3 separate regions of the Homo sapiens genome follow, and regions 2 and 3 are each linked to region 1. Evidence: chromatin contacts called from ENCODE Hi-C or POLR2A ChIA-PET data. All regions are on one chromosome and are shown on one strand. The core of a region is the stretch at or near the end of the contact, and the rest is flanking DNA. Distances in the headings are between cores, read along the strand shown.

Evidence for each region. A loop is a pair of places that touch in the nucleus more often than their neighbours do. ChIA-PET counts read pairs that join two places held with the same protein, here RNA polymerase II (POLR2A). Pooled maps may share reads with other maps.
Region 2: a map of endothelial cell of umbilical vein shows a loop between it and region 1 (3-fold over the local background). The contact joins two enhancer-like sites. A Hi-C loop is called at or near these places in 15 of 168 maps with a recorded cell type or tissue (B cell, CD4-positive, alpha-beta memory T cell, CD8-positive, alpha-beta T cell and 12 more), 32 of 37 single-sample maps with no recorded cell type and 22 of 50 pooled maps. POLR2A ChIA-PET finds 5 or more read pairs at or near these places in 6 of 52 experiments (BJ, GM12878, IMR-90 and 3 more).
Region 3: a loop to region 1 is called in a pooled map, with 3 times the contacts of the local background. The contact joins two enhancer-like sites. A Hi-C loop is called at or near these places in 2 of 50 pooled maps. POLR2A ChIA-PET finds 5 or more read pairs at or near these places in 4 of 52 experiments (GM12878, H1, HepG2 and 1 more).

What each region holds. Positions count from the first base shown.
Region 1 is chr3:129,624,802-129,627,899 of GRCh38, forward strand. No RefSeq gene overlaps it. Among named protein-coding and RNA genes, the nearest start is that of PLXND1, 20 kb to the left of the region's middle. RefSeq lists enhancers at 145-754, 2,987-3,096 and a silencer at 2,007-2,336. Within about 2 kb of position 1,475, at least 34 of the 41 ENCODE cell types and tissues checked have a DNase peak (open chromatin) inside an H3K27ac peak, as active enhancers do; they include PC-9 and endothelial cell of umbilical vein, where a contact is called at or near this core.
Region 2 is chr3:129,387,281-129,390,378 of GRCh38, forward strand. It overlaps the pseudogene RPL32P3. Among named protein-coding and RNA genes, the nearest start is that of SNORA7B, 8.5 kb to the right of the region's middle. RefSeq lists an enhancer at 1,134-2,333. Within about 2 kb of position 1,556, at least 3 of the 41 ENCODE cell types and tissues checked have a DNase peak (open chromatin) inside an H3K27ac peak, as active enhancers do; they include PC-9 and endothelial cell of umbilical vein, where a contact is called at or near this core.
Region 3 is chr3:129,460,026-129,463,123 of GRCh38, forward strand. IFT122 (intraflagellar transport 122) reads left to right here. Exons shown (of 30, transcript NM_052989.3): 5 at 1,203-1,279. Among named protein-coding and RNA genes, the nearest start is that of IFT122, 21 kb to the left of the region's middle. Within about 2 kb of position 1,251, at least 8 of the 41 ENCODE cell types and tissues checked have a DNase peak (open chromatin) inside an H3K27ac peak, as active enhancers do.

The sequences.
Region 1 (3,098 bases), core at 225-2,724:
AACCTCAGCCTCCTGAGTAGCTGGGACCCCTGGCAGAGGCACCATCGAGGCTTCCCTTTGGCTCTCCGCTCCAGCAGCACTGGCCTCCTCACTGAGCTTGGTCCAGGACGGTGCTTTTGCTGTGCCTTCTGCCTGTCATGCCCTTTCCAGATCTCCCCAGGGCTGCCGCCTTCTTATCCCTCAGGTTTCTGCTCAAATATCCCCCTCCAAAGAGGCCCTCCCTGACCAAAGTGCCAATCAGGGCTAGTATCCATCTCTCTCACTGGATGGACCTTCACCAGGGCAGGGGATATGTCTCCAGGGCCACAGCAGGGCCCGGCACACAGTAGGTGCACAGTAAAGGTTTGCTGAAGGCAGTCAGGCTCACCTTGGTACTGCCACCCCATCTCCCAAAACACAGGGTCACAGGGTCTCAGAGGCAGAGCAGGGCCTCCAGGGGGGCCCGTGGATGTGGGTGGTCCAACCATGAGGACTGCCTACCTGCTGGGGGCACAGGCTGCAGCCACCCATCCCCTCGGCTTCCCACGCAGCACCTGTGTTCACCGCCCCCTTCCCCATCTGTCTTCCAGTGATTCCTCCAGAGGCTGCTTGTTTGGGAAGAAGGCTAGATGGCTAAGCAGGTAGGACCAGGTGGAAACACAGCCCATCACTTTGGACTTGGGGACTCTGCCAGTGCCTCCCTGCTCCAGTGTCTGAGGAGGACTTGAGCATAGGAAGGTGCGTGCCTGCTCAGTCCTGGGACTCGTGGGGTGGAGCATTCACCTGGGGACTCGTGGGGTAGAGCTGGGGCTGGGACCACTGCCTGCACCTCCATCTGGGAGCAGGATGAGGGAAGGGCAGGAAACCACTGGGAGGCGCTGGGTGGGAGTTCGCTCTTTGCTCAGTCAACCCTGTCTTGAGACAGCCCTACTCCCACTTGAAAGGCTGAGACAGAAAAGACTGACACCACCAAGTGTGGGTGAGGATGTGGAGCCACAGGGGCAGGGGTGAAATGTGAAATGGTGCAGCCACTCTGTAAAACCTTTTGCTAGTTTCTTCAAAAAAAGTCAAATGTGGCTGGACGCGGTGGCTCACGCCTGTAATCCCAGCACTTTGGGAGGCCGAGGCGGGCGGATCACGAGGTCAGGAGATAGAGACCAGCCTGGCTAACACGGTGAAACCCTGTGTCTACTAAAAATACAAAAAAAATTAGCCGGGCGCGGTGGCAGGCGCCTGTAATCCCAGCTACTCAGGAGGCTGAGGCAGGAGAATGGCATGAACCCGGGAGGCGGAGCTTGCAGTGAGCCGAGATTGCGCCACTGCACTCCTGGGACAGACAGAGTGAGACTGTCTCAAAAAAAAAAAAAAAAAAAAAAGTCAAATGTAGACACGTGCATCCTGGCAATCCCACGTCTAGATATTGGAATAAAATTAAAACACAGGTCCATAAAAACCTGTACAGATGCTTGTCACAGCTCCATTGATAATTTCTGCAATCTGGAAACAAGCCAAGTGTCCCTGGGCTGGTGAAGAGGTAAACACATGGAGGCCTCCATACAATGGAACGAAAAGGAACAGCCTCTTGATACTCCGACACAAGGATGCATCTCCAAGCCAGGCTGGAAAGGCTCCACGCTGCAGGATCCCATGTACATGCTGTTTGGAAAAGGCCAGGCCACAGGACGGGACACAGATGGGTAGTTGCCAGGGCTAGGGCTGGGGCTGGGGGGAGGGACTGACTGGGAAGGGCCACCAGGGAATTTTCTGGTTGCTGGGAATGTTCCATGTCTTGTTCAGAGCATTTACAGGGTATAAACGTGCAAAGTTTACCAGACTTCACATTTGAGATCTGAGGCCACTTCTCCTGATGTAAATTATAACTCAATGAATAAAAGTTTTTAAAAACAACCCAGTTCCATACTCGCCAGCCTGTGCCAGGTTCTTAGCCTGGGGACAGAGCTGGGGCGGGGCGGGTCCCTGCTTTCTGACCGGCAGGGGTGGGAGGGGCCCAGGCTGGGGTGCTGCGAAGGCAACCCAGGGAGGGCGCCCGAGCCCCGCCCAGGCCAGGCCCCAGGCTCTCCCGTGCTCCCGCCCCGCAGAGAGAGGCCGGAAGCGGCCCCGGAGGGCCCATTGTCCGCGCTTCCGTTCCGGCTCCGCCTCGTCCTCCCGCGGCCAGAGGTGCGACCTCTGAGCCCCTGGCCAGCTCCCAGCCGGCCTAGGGGGGCGGGGGCACGGGGCGGAGGTCCCGCAGCCCGTGCTCGTCCCGCCTCGCTTGGAGGGAGCAAGGGCTCCGAGCCCTGGGCCCAGGTCCTGTGCCTCCGCTTCCCCGGCTGCGGGTACACCCCCAGCTTCCCGAGCCCCCCGGGCCCTCGCTGCTCCACCCAGAAGTTGCGGTGACTGCGGCCCCAGCACCCCGTTCCCTGGCCGGGCATCACTTGCGCAGCATGCTGCCCCCAGAGGACAGGGCTACAGTTAGTCGCCCACACCTCATTCACCCCCTTGGGCCCTTGAGCGTCTTAGAAGCCGCAGATGCCAAGGAGGGGACGCTGCCTCGCGGATGGTCACTTGGGAGCAAAGCTGGGGACTAAAGGAACCAGGGACAGAGATTCCTGCTCTCGCCAAATTGGCCGCTCTGGGCCAGGCACTGAGGACACACCGCGAAGCCGGATAGCCAGGTCCTGTCCTCAGGGCCCTGTCCGGAAGAGGACTGGGCAGCCTCGAGTCCGCGGCAATGAATGAATGTTCAATTGCACAGATGGGGAGGCGAAGGAGGGAGGGAGGGAGGGAGGGCAGTCGCTTGGGCGGTCATTGGAGGCTCTGGGAGGCTATGCGCCGGCAAGAAGCAGCGGGGTGGAGGCAGCCCTGCGGGAGTCGGCGAGGGCCGCGTGGATGTGCTCGGTGGTTTTGAGGCCAGTGGCTGGAGGGGCGTGAGAGTGGGAGACCAGACTTGAGGGGAGTGGCTGGAGTTGAGACTCAAATCCAAGAAGGAAACGGTGGGGCTTGGACCACTTGCCTACTGAGAAAAATGGAAGTCGGGAAGGCTTTAGATCTAGTCGCGCTTGGTCACTTCCGTCTCCGGGCCTCAGCTTCCCAGGTTGTAGAAAGCATCAGGGTTGGAG
Region 2 (3,098 bases), core at 306-2,805, 240 kb before region 1:
TCCCCATGGGTCCACAGCCAAAAGCTCAGTGGAATTCAAATCCACTCTGTCTCCTAAGCTTATGCTCTCTCGGCCACATACCCTCCCCACCCATGTATCGTAAGGGGCATCTGTATATTCTGGGGTTTACCTACCCGCATGGTAAAGGGCTTGTTCAGAGCTATTGCCTGAAATGCCCAGTGCTGCTGACTCTCACTTGTAAATCCACTGGCCTGGATCTGGGGGTCTTCACCTGAAGCCAAGGAGCATAACTTTGCTGTCTACAAAAGTAATGATTGCTGTGGGGTCCAACTATTGTCATTTGTCAGGTCTTACCAAGGTTAAAATGTCTGCCTCTCCTCGTGTGCTATGAGCTGGGAAGTGGGTTAAAGTAAACTCCTAAGAGTGTATCTTAAAAAAAAATGAAGTGCCTTCAAGTGCGCTCCACATCGACTGCTCAGGGCTTAGTTGCACACATCTGGGTGCTCAGCATAATTCCAGAGAACTGCGGATCCTCAGTGGGTGCCTTTTGGATAGGGGAGATGTTCTTGTCCTGCTGACGGGGAGAAAGAACCTGCCCATGTTGACATGCACCTGCTGAGTGCCACAGATTGTTTTTATTGGTCATGGTGATATCCTGGGGCCTAGAATGGAAATGGACTCATTTTCATGCCTAGTAAAACCTTTTTTTTGGGAGGTTTTTTTTTTTTTCTTTTTTTTTGCAGAGAGAGAGTCTTGCTATGTTGACCAGGCTGGTCTTGAATTCCTGGGCTCAGGCGATCCTCCTGCTGTGCCCTCCTAAAGTGTAGGGATCACAGGCATGAGTCATCACATCCAGCCAAAATCTATCTTTTATCTCACCGCAAGCTTTTAATTCATTTCCAACTATTAGGAATTAGTTTGTTTCATAAGCCTGAGATATGTGCAGGATTTTTGAAAGATGATTTCTGTCAGTGTGGAAGCATGTTGCCTCCAGCAGTCGTTAAAACTTTCACCAGCTTGTCTAAGAGTTTGATTCAATGTCTCATCGTCCTCCGACATGCTACTCTTGCTAGTAAACAAGCAAAAGGAAACTGCTAGGGCTCAGGGTTTGGGTGCTACTGAGTGTTTACAAATACTCGAGCTGTAGACAAGCAAATGTTCCCTGACACAGAAGGAAGAAGTGTGCAGGATATTCCTCTTTATCCTCAGCTCTGCTGAGAGAGAGAGAGAGAGAGAGAGAGAGAGAGAGAGAGAGAGAGAGTGTGTGTGTGTGTGTGTGTGTGTTGGGGACAATCACTTGCTTCAGAAGACAGTATTGTGTGATACAAGGAATATCTGGAGTCAGACAGAACTGTGTCCAAATTCCAGCTCTGTCTGACCCTGACCTGTTCCTCTTCTTGGTCTCAGCGTCCTTCACTCTAACACTTGGGTAGTGAGACCTACCCTGAGGGTCACTGAGAGGAATAAAGGGGCCATGTGTGTATAAAGTATATACCCAGAACCTAGTGGATGTTCAGCACGGGATTTCTTACCTTCTCTTTAGAAGTAGGGACATCGTAAGACTTGTCATCCTATTTTATTGGTCTCCCTCTTGGGCAGAAACCCTAAACATTCTGCTCTGTCATCCCCATGAGCCACAACTCTGCCAAACGGGGCCTGCGGATTTGGGAGATCTTGGGAGCTTAGGGGTCATGGATGAGTCAGAGCACACACTATTCAAACTATTCCGTCATAGCTTTGGAATACACAGGAAAGCAACCCTGAGGAATTTCCATTAAACAAACAAAGGTTTGCATCTTTTTTTGATCTTTGCTTGTCTGGTAAAAGCCTGCTTTTGTTATCAAGCCTTCCCAGCGGGAACCTAGGGGAGAGAGACAACAGCCAGGAGCCAAGCCCAGGTTCCAGTAGGAAGGCCCAGGGGCCTCACTTGAAATAGCCACATCTAACCTTTGTAAAGGCTGCTTTCTGCCCATGGCTGCAGAGGCCATTTCCTTTGCTTCTAATTTTTCCAGGAGAGGAAGAAGCGGGGAGAGACCAACAATGACCTGTTTCTGGCAGATGTGTTTTCCTACCAGGGAAGCTCCATGAGGCTGCCAAACTGTACAAGAGGAGTGGGCACGAGAACCTTGCACATGAAATGTGTTGGAAGAAAAGCTGAGTGTTGGGAGAGAAGCTGAGGCAGGGCTTGCATGTTTGCTAGACTTGCTGCTCCTTGCTTCTAGCATTCCCATGTTCTCAAGTAGCCATATGTTTCTCATTCACTTGATACACCGTTTCCTTTCAACCCCCACATCCTCACCACCTGTTTGTTGCAGCCTCCACACTTGTGATAGCCCCCTGGTCCCATTTTGTCTCTCAAACTGTCTTTCTCATTCCTTGGACTCCACTGGACTTCGTCGCCCCCATGACCTGCTGTTGGGTCTGATCACCCCAAAAGAAATGAGGTTTGAGTATGTTAGAGTATGCCAAGGTAACCCACCCTGTCCCAGGCCCATGCTCTGGCTTGGAGCCCACTGGTGATCTCACCCACGGTGTCCAGGTTGTTTTCCCTAAGACTGGTGCAGACAAAAACTAGCAATGGTCTCAGACAGGATGTGGGGAAACTGGTAAACAAAGGACCCATCTACAGCCACTGGTTGAAACTCACCTAAAACTGACCTTTAAGGCTGACACCAAAGGGGCAGAGTATGGCAGTTCAGACCTTCATCAGTGACAGAGCTGGATGGCTGTGGGTCTACACCAGCACAATCCCTTCATTGAGTTGAGGGCTCAGGGCTTCAGGGCTGTCCCCCACAAATCCTCTCAATCCTTGTCAGGAGCCGCCAAGAATCGGTGTCTTCAGGAAGGAGCCGGTCCTGCCGATCATACAGGACGACATGGTGCCTGCCAGCCAAGGTTCCCATAGCACCTGCTGATTGTCCTGGACTTCTCACTGGGCTTCTGGGAAGTCAGGCAGAGCCTCCGCCCTCCCATGTTAGCGCAGCATGCCTCACGCCTGCCGGCTGCAGAGTGGCTACCATGTGGTTGCAGTGGGTGATGGCAGAGATTCCCTTTTGCATTGGGACGGCCCCCATGAACCTTACTCCCCAGCAGAGCTGGGCCTTTTAAGGCAGGTGTAGGAGAGGAGCTTCCTGGAC
Region 3 (3,098 bases), core at 1-2,500, 160 kb before region 1:
AGATACGAGCCACTGCACCTGGCCTCTTTTCAATTGTGGTAAAATATACATGACATAAAATTTATCATATTAACTACTTTTTAAGTTTACAGTTTAATGTTAAATACATTTACATTGTTGTGCAACCAATCTCCCAAACTCTTTTATCCTGCTAAACTAAAATTCTATATCCTTCAAATACCTACTCACCCTTCTCTCCTACCCCCAGCCCCTGAAAACCAGCATTCTACTTTCTGTCTCTCTGAGTTTGACTGCTTTACATACCTCATATAAGTAGAGTCATACAATGTTTGTTCTTTTGTGGCTGAGTTATTTCATTTCACGTAATGTCCTCAAGGCTCATCTGTGTTGTAGCATGTGTCAGAATTTACTTTCTGTGTTGTAGCATGTGTCAGAATTTACTTCCTTTTTTTTCTTTATTATTATTTTTTTTTATGAAGACGAGGTCTCACTATGACTCCTGAGCTCAAGCAATCCTTCTCCCTTGGCCGCCCAAACTGCTGGGATTACAGGTGTGAGCCACTGGGCTCAGCTTCCTTCCTTTTTAAGTCTGAATATTATTCCATTGTATATATAGACCACATTTTCTTTATCCATTCATCTGTTGATGGACACTTGTGTTGCTTCTGCTTCTTAGCTATTATGAATAATGCTGCTATGAACATGGGTGTACAAATCAACAAACAATTTTTGAAGGAATGAATGAATGAGTGAAGTTGTAAGTAAAGTATTACCCACAAGTGAAGGACTAAAACGGGTTGAGACGCCTTGCATGGTACATGATTTGCTCAGCTTTCATTGTTGTCTAAGGATTTGTCATGTTTCCAGATCTTGGTCTGTGATGTCTTCATTGCACCTCCATCTTCCATTTCTGGGCCTCCACAAAACAGTAAGAGTAACAGCCACAGATAAAGCACCTAAAGGCCAAGGTGGGAGGATTGATTGCTTGAGGCCAAGCGTTCAAAACCAACCTGGCCAAAAGTGAGTCCCCATCTCTACAAATAAGAAAACAGTGGGTGAGGAGAAGGAGAATTAATTCTTTAGGAGTAGGAGAATTAATTTCTGTGCTTTTTGTTGGTCACTTGCAGAAGAGCATGTGGTCTAAAGTCAGAGGCTGTGGGCTCATTATTAAAATCTTCAGTTGTAGCCACTGAAATCTTTGTGGTTTGCTGCATAGTAATCTACAGTTGTTTACTTCCCAGGCACAATGATGCTATACAATGTGTCTCCTACAATCCTATTACTCATCAACTGGCATCTTGTTCCTCCAGTGACTTTGGTACGTTCTGATTCCTGATGTCCTGTCCTGGAATAACTGAAAATCTGGGCTAAAAATGCTAAAATGCATTCAGAATATGGTGATTTTATCCTGAGAGAGTTAATACTACTTCTCTACCTTCAATGGCTGAGGGGAGGCTGACAGTTATTCTTTAAATTGTGTGGAAACCAAGACAGTGAATGGTGACCTTTACTCTGGTAAGACATCAGAGACTACAGGAAGGGCCCCAGCAAAGGAAATGGTAACAAGATTGGGAGGGCACAGGCATAACTTGGTGTTGCTGCCTTTGGGAAGCCTTCCCTTGGTGTTGCTGCCTCTGGGAAGCCTTCCCTGACTCACCCTGGCAGAGACAGTGCAGTTGTCCTCACCTTTGTATTGACCCACATCTATGTTTATGTGAAATTCTTCACTGTTGCGGTTCTACTTCTTGTGCAATTTGTCGTCATTACTGGTTTAGGTGGCTGTAGCTGTCCTCCCTGAGGGGCTGAACACCTTGAGGAGTTCATCCTGGCCACGGTCCCGTGCCAGCATTACAGCACTGGTGTAGTACTGGCACAAAAGAGGTGTCAGTAAAATGTCTGTGGAGGGAGGAAGGGAGTGAAATTGGGCAGAGGCTTGTAGGTTATTTCCATTAATGGTTGATTCTGTTTTCAGCTCTATCAGTCTGTGTTCGTTGCTAGTGGATACAATGAAGTCACTAGATGAGGAGTCAGAGGCCTAATCCCTCTCAGTGTTCCAGTTCCCTTATCTAAAAGGAGCATGCTACTCACTGTGTCTCACTGATACGGTTCTGGTTCTGAGGTTCAAAAGAGAGAATGGAATTGAAAGCCAATTGTATAAATACATGGAGAAAGGCCTGTCATTTGTTTAACATATTTTATAGCATTTTCTTCATGTGAAGCACTGGTCTGTGTGCTTACACTGGAATATTAAAAAGGCAAAATAGAATCCCTACCCTCAAGGAGCTTGTGGTCTTAGGAGAAGGTGGGATTAAAAAAAATATAATATTAAGTACTAGTATTTATTGAATGCTTGCAGTGTGCTAGGCACTGTTCTAAGGATTAGAAATGAATTTCTATTTGAGCTTTATGACAGCCCCTGAGGTGTCAGGTATTATTCTCATTCCCACCCTACTGATGAAAAAGAGGTAGAGGTCCCTTAGCTAGTAAGTGGAGGAACCAGGGCTTGGACTTTAGACCAGGTGATTGCATACAGAGCCTGCTCTGCTAAGCACTGCTGAAGGAGGCCCAGGAGGAAGGAGTTTCTTCCAGCTTGGGGCTCCAGGCAGGCTTAGTGGAACACAGATAACATGTGCACACGTCAAAATGTTTGGAGGAAGCGTTCTGGACCAGGGGAAAGGCAAAAAATAACTTGTTTGATGTTGCACTTGGCCATGTATTTGTGCACTGGAGTTACCTTCTTGATTGTACTTCGCAACTTGGCAAATAGAAGAATTTGCTTATGTTGTCTAGACATACACTTGCTATGAGGCACTGAGCCAGGGCATCTGGGACAGGGGGGAGCAAGCCTTAGGTGACCAGTGTGCCATGGGAGAGGCACAGCTCAGATAGAGTCATGTGTTGTGATTGAGACCTATGAAAGAAAACTAGATTTTCAGAAAGCATCATTGTTATTTTAAATGCTAGGTTATACTCTGGTTGCAGTGTCAAAGTTATAAACAATGAAACTGTCATTTCTTTGAGAGTCAAATCCCTGAAAAGTTGGCTAGAACTTTACCAATCTATTTTATTTTTCTTCTGAAAGAATGATAGATTCATAGTAAGTTACAAAGATGGTACCAAGAAGTCTATGTACTTTT